2 separate regions of the Homo sapiens genome follow, and region 1 is linked to region 2. Evidence: read pairs that join two places in POLR2A ChIA-PET (ENCODE). Cell type or tissue: OCI-LY7. All regions are shown on one strand. Links, peaks and the distances in the headings refer to the core of each region. The heading gives the core; the rest is flanking DNA.

The links. Peaks named below come from ENCODE experiments on the same cell type or tissue, not always from the same donor. Only the 100,000 strongest peaks of a DNase experiment are listed, where the experiment ranks them.
Region 1: POLR2A ChIA-PET joins it to region 2 with 5 read pairs; 2 of 35 experiments call an interaction of 5 or more read pairs at or near these places.

Annotation. Positions count from the first base shown.
Region 1 is chr2:126,748,177-126,751,099 of GRCh38, forward strand. No RefSeq gene overlaps it. Among named protein-coding and RNA genes, the nearest start is that of GYPC, 93 kb to the left of the region's middle. In OCI-LY7, for the core only: CTCF peaks have their summits at 1,611 and 1,815; a DNase peak (open chromatin) is centred at 1,605.
Region 2 is chr2:126,632,795-126,635,717 of GRCh38, forward strand. It overlaps LOC105373602 (a long non-coding RNA gene), which reads right to left and starts at 1,561. Exons shown (of 3, transcript XR_001739693.1): 1 at 1,466-1,561; 2 at 156-269. In OCI-LY7, for the core only: a CTCF peak has its summit at 1,668; a DNase peak (open chromatin) is centred at 1,687.

The DNA of each region.
Region 1 (2,923 bases), core at 214-2,713, 120 kb after region 2:
TGAGATGCCCTCCTTTGACATCCCAACATACGTGGGCTGCTCACTATCCTCCAAAAGTCAAAGCCTGGCCATCTTGGCCCATCTCTGGAGCCAGCAGACGGGGCACATCTGGGCACCCCAGGGCTTCCCCAGCCTCCTCGACTTGAAACTGTGGTGCTGTCATGGTAGCCTGGGCTGCTTGTCCCTTCAGATCCCACAGACAGCTCCTCAGGCTGGAGGGGACACACCTTCATTCAGGGCATCACTCAGCTTGGCTGTCACAGGCCCAAATGCACCTGGGGGTCCCCCTGTGATGGATGTAGGGCTCACCAGTAGCCTCTTTTCCCTGCACCCGCCTTCCCCTCTTGTGGCTGCTCTTCCCCAGCCTTTGTGCTTGGGCTCCTGAAGAGAGGGTAGGCAGTGGGGACTTTCCAGCTCTTAATCAAAATGTTTGCTTTTCTGTTTAACTGTGATTCTCCTGGGTATAGCTCTGCTGGCTGGAGCCAAGAGAGGAGTAAGTAGAAGGAAATAAAACCAAGCTGAATCCCTAGCAAGGGATCTTCTCCCTTTCCAGCAAAGAGGGTCCTCTGCTCTGATCCAAGTGTGCCTCATTCAACTAGAACATCTTCTCATCCTTCTCTCCTCTCTCTCTCTCTCACCTCCCCCACAACCCACCACACACACACACACACACACACACACACACACACACTCAGTGAGGGGCTTCAGTGGGTTATAATATCAACCTCCAGTGCCTTTCACCAAAGCCCTGATGAGAAACTAAAACAGAGATTCTGAGAACACCACGTGGGTCCACAGCCGTGCTCACTCTGGGTGGTGGTCTCTCAGTCACCCGCTCCTCAGCTCACTCAGGTCACAGAGCTTCCTCAGTAGCCAGCCTTTAGAGAGCAGTTGGCTTTTCAGAGGGTGTGCTGTCCTGCAGGCTGCATGTGCTGTGTGGCCAGCAGCTCCACAGTGGGCGAGGCTGGTTCCCGAGGCTGCGCGACCTGTCCTCCTGCAGAGGTTCACTCTAAGAGCCCATCAGTACCATCTGCATTTTCTCTACTTTTGTCAGAACAGGAACTTTTTAAACCCCAACTGATCACACAAGTCACCTCCAGGTTGCACTATGAAAACATAGACCCCTTTATGCTTCCTGATAACCACCATTGGACATCCCCTCTGACCACACACAACAGAGGAGTACTCTATAATTACTTCCTGCTTCACAGATAAATCTACACCGAGATTTCCCATTGTAATAGAAATACTTCTACGCACTATCTTTTCTCCTCCTCTATTGAAAATGCATAGAGGTTATGCTCCTCTTCTGATAGATTAGAAAGGTGAGAAATCAAGAAGTAAATTGGCCGACCAGAGAGTCTCAGTGTCTCCATCTTTAAAATGGGACTAATATCACCAACCCAAAGGGGTCCATGTGGGTTAATGGTGTAGGGAGAACAGCTACCACCATGGCCAGCAGGTAGTGAGTGCTCAGAATCATATCCCAGCTGTTACCTGCATGGTCATCAGAGACACAGAAGCAGAGGCAGAAGCTTTGACTTTCCCCTGGGCCACGTTAACATCCAAGCCTCTCCATCAGTGTTCTAAACACAGTGGATGCTGACCCCTAGGGGGTGTCTGGGAACTCTGTGGGGTGTTTGGGATTATCAGTATGATGGGTGGTACTTCTGCAGTACCTGGAAGAGTCCCAAACTCACTTCTGAATGTGCTGCTGGACATTTGTGTAGATGATAGGCCTGTTTATTATTTGAACTTTGTGTCATTTTACATATAAAAACAAAGTATATTCACCTAGTTTCACATACACTGAATCAAATGCAACAATTATGTGAATCAAGGGAAGAATTACTCCTTTACCAAGTATTGCTCTTCTTTTGGAAAAACCCTATCACAATGGCAATGCCTTTCCAAGAATTTGAGTCATCTCCAGCCCCAAACACCTGGACACACCTGCATCTGTGGCTGTCACTGCAGTCCCACAAGGGAGTACCTTCCATGTATAAGTACTTCTGCAGCTCTTATTTCAAAATGTCAAATGTAAAGAAAAACCTTTAATAAATTTTTTGTCCTTCTCTTCATACACATTTATTCATTTTAAGTACATGCAAACATTTGATTACATTATTACATTTGCTAGGAAAGCCAGACCTGAGCAATTACAATATATTGTATTTTACTATAGATTGCTTTGCTTTTATTTCTCCTTTCTACTATAATTATGCTCAGGGCTTCACTGTCTTTTTATACAATTATGTGTACAGGTAAGTTGTACTATCTATATTTCATTACTATATAATAAAGAGAATGTTACATAATATTTGATACAAAGCGGGTATTGGATCTGTTGGTCTTGAGAAGCACAATTCTATATTACTTAATGCCCCCAAGTATTCTGCTCTGCAAGAAAGCTCTTTTAGTAAAGGAAGAATGGGATTTGATTGCGATGAAGCATAAACTAACTTGGGGCTGAGGAGGTAATGTGAGCTAGACACACATTAAATATTTAGCTGGATTAGAACAACTGAGTCAGCATAAACCTCAGGCCTTAACACAGGTGTCTGATGAGATCACATTTCCGTCAGCCAGATGCCAGGGTGTCAGATCTCAAGCAGAAGGGAGACCGTTTAACAAGATTTTGGTTTCTCATTAAAGCTGAATATTGAACCACTTTCAGAAAGGGTAAACTACCTTTTCATTATTAGGAATAAAAGAATATTATTTTCTTTTAGCCACTCTCCCTACGCAATTAACCCACATGGACCCCCTCAGTTTGGTGATATTAGTCCCATTTTAAAGATGGAGACACTGAGACTCTCTGGTTGGCCAATTTGCTTAACTTCTTGATTTCTTGCTTTTCTAATCTATAAGAAGAGGAGTATAACCTCTATGCATTTTCAATAGAGGAGGGAAAAAGATAGTG
Region 2 (2,923 bases), core at 170-2,669:
GTCAAAACCCATAGACTATATAATACAAGGGGTGACCCTTCATATTGCTATGGACTTATAGTTCATAATAATGCATCTATATTGGTTTATCATAACAAATGTATCACATGAATGTTGGTAAGTCAGAGACCTCATCTAAATGCTGAGGCACTTACCAGAGCCCATCCTCTTTGCTGAGTTGTGAACTTCATTTTTCTCCCCAGCCTCAAAAGATTGTCATCATCTCTTCTCAGCTTTCTCAGCCACCATTTGTTTATGAGAAAATGCCTCTGGAGACAAAGTGATACCAAATGTCAGAACTACTTTTCTGTGCTTCTCCTTTCTATAGACTTTTAGCCCTTCAAGTCTTCCTGCCACATTAGTTCTTCTATAACCTCAAACTAATTTTCTTAATATTGTGGTCAAGTGTTTATAAATGTTCTTGGCTGCATGGTTGATGCCCTGTCCAATCCTAAAAATAAATGGAAGTAGTATAAAGAGTGAGATCAGTAGCGAATAGTCAAAAGACCATGACAGGAAGAAAATATTTGCATATGTAACAGTTAAATTGTTATACACAATATACAAATAACTACAGTAAATCAATCAGAATATAGAGAATCAACAAAAAAGAGAAGTGTGCAAAGAACCTAAACAGGTCATTCACAAACAAAGCACAAATAGGCTATATATGAATAGATCTAGTAGGTATGCAGGCTTGCTTTTCACAGGAAGGGGAGCATCACACACCGGGGACTGTTGTGGGGTGGGGGGAGCGGGGAGGGATAGCATTAGGAGATATACCTAATGCTAAATGACGAGTTAATGGGTGCAGCACACCAACAGGGCATATGTATACATATGTAACAAAACCTGCACGTTGTGCACATGTACCCTAAAACTTAAAGTATAATAATAATAAAATAAAATAAAAATAAAAATAAAAAATAAAAAAATAAAATACAAATTAAGCTAGCTATAAGATGCTATTTTTCATACATTGGATTTTTAATATTTTACAGATTAATACAATACTCTATTGACATGCGATGGTGAAATAAGGACTTTCATATTCTATGGAAGTGGGAGTGAAAATTGCCAATTAGCAAATATCTTTCTGTATTTCAAATTTATTACCCTTTCACTCAGCAATTTGATTTTTCAGAATTTGTTATTCAGAAATTTTCATAAAAGTACTCAAAGATACACTAGCTAATAAAAAAAAACTGTTGAGAGCCCACTATTTGTCAGACATTGTTCTTAGTGCTTTACATGAACAAACTCATACAATTCTCACGATGACATAGAGATGATAGATGTATGCCAGTCTGAATGGTAGTTGAGGGAGGAAACTAAGGCTAGAATTGAAATAGACTGAATTGCTATAAACTATAGAAGAGTTTACTGTTGTCTCAAACACTCATTAGTAGAGGTAAAATTAAAAGAACAGGAGAGAGAGAGATTGAGAGAGAATGGCTGAATGTACCAGGCTTGGTTTTGGCGGGTAGAAACAGATCAGAAAGTGTTGCCCAGATGTATCAAGGGGCTGTGACATGGAACCAGGTGGAGACGGCCACAGGGCTGAGCTGGTCGTGTCCCTAAAATGAAATAACCATGGGAGAAGATTTAATTGCTTCCATACCAAGTATTTTTAATCACCTGCCACTTCCCTGTGCTCCACAGCGCCGACTGCTGTGGGGTCTGAAGAAAAAGTACAAAACGGAGTCTCTTTACCTAAGATCTAGACATCTTTATAGGAACACCGTGGACTCCGTTCCAGTCTCCCAATGGAGCCCTGCCGAGGCATCCAGGAAACATCTATAGCACTGTGTGGGATTTACTGTAAAGTTATTATCTCCACTGCTTGACGCTATTCTTCCTGAAGGCAATTCTGCATCTGATTGACCTCTGTGTCCTCCACACTTAGCACAGTGTCGGGCACACGTGGACTGTAGGTGAATGGCTGTTGAATACATAAATGATTGGAACCACAGATGGATGAATAGATGAGTGGGTAGGTGTATAGGGAGATAAACAATAGTTCATATTTAGTATTAACCCTTTTCTTATTATATGTAGATGAGAGGGTTGCACTCAATGATGTCTAAATATCTACTATTCTGCAAATATTTCTATATTCTGATCTAGCTTATTACCATCCTTCAAGATTCCAGTTTGCGAAATTTATTTTCACCCTTCAAGCTGCATCAATATAGAGAGAACTATGATTTAAAATGGTACTGTTTTTCTTTAACTGCATTTTCTCCTTTCCAAGCAGAAAAGCCTTTCATACCTATTGTTTCATGTTTCTGAGAAAACAAACACTAACAGCTTCAGGACTGAATATCAAAATATCTGTCCACTGTCATATTTATTCTTATACCAAAAGAAAATCTATTTCATGTTTTTTTTTATTGTTGCCATGCACAATAAAATTCTGATGTTTCAGATGGTCATCATTTCCAACAATTCTTGACAAAGTCAGACACAGCTGAGTCAAGGCATCAAGCTGGCATAGTAAGAGCCATCCAAGCTTCCAGGAGCATGGCCCAAGCTGGAGAAACAGTGGCTTCCTGCACATGCTCTTCCTATGAGGGAGAGCTGGAGGGCAAGAGGCTGAACCTAGCCATCTAGCACATTCCAAACTGTGCTGGGATACACTCAGGTCATGTTCACTCACATTCCCCCAGCCAAAGCAAATCCCAGAGGACTAGGGTAAGGCAGTGCACTGGGCTCATGCTGGGGAAGGGAAGAGTAAATATTTGTTGCACAACAGTACAAGCTATCCCAGGGGACCATTCAGCAGTGAACCCTCAAGACTCCTGCTGCTTCCTCACAGTCTGCTGGAACTCTGCCTGCTTTGTTTCCATTGGTGACTTTACCACTAATAAGTGAAGATACGAGGTAAAAACAGTCACCACTTATTGGGCACCTACTATTCCCC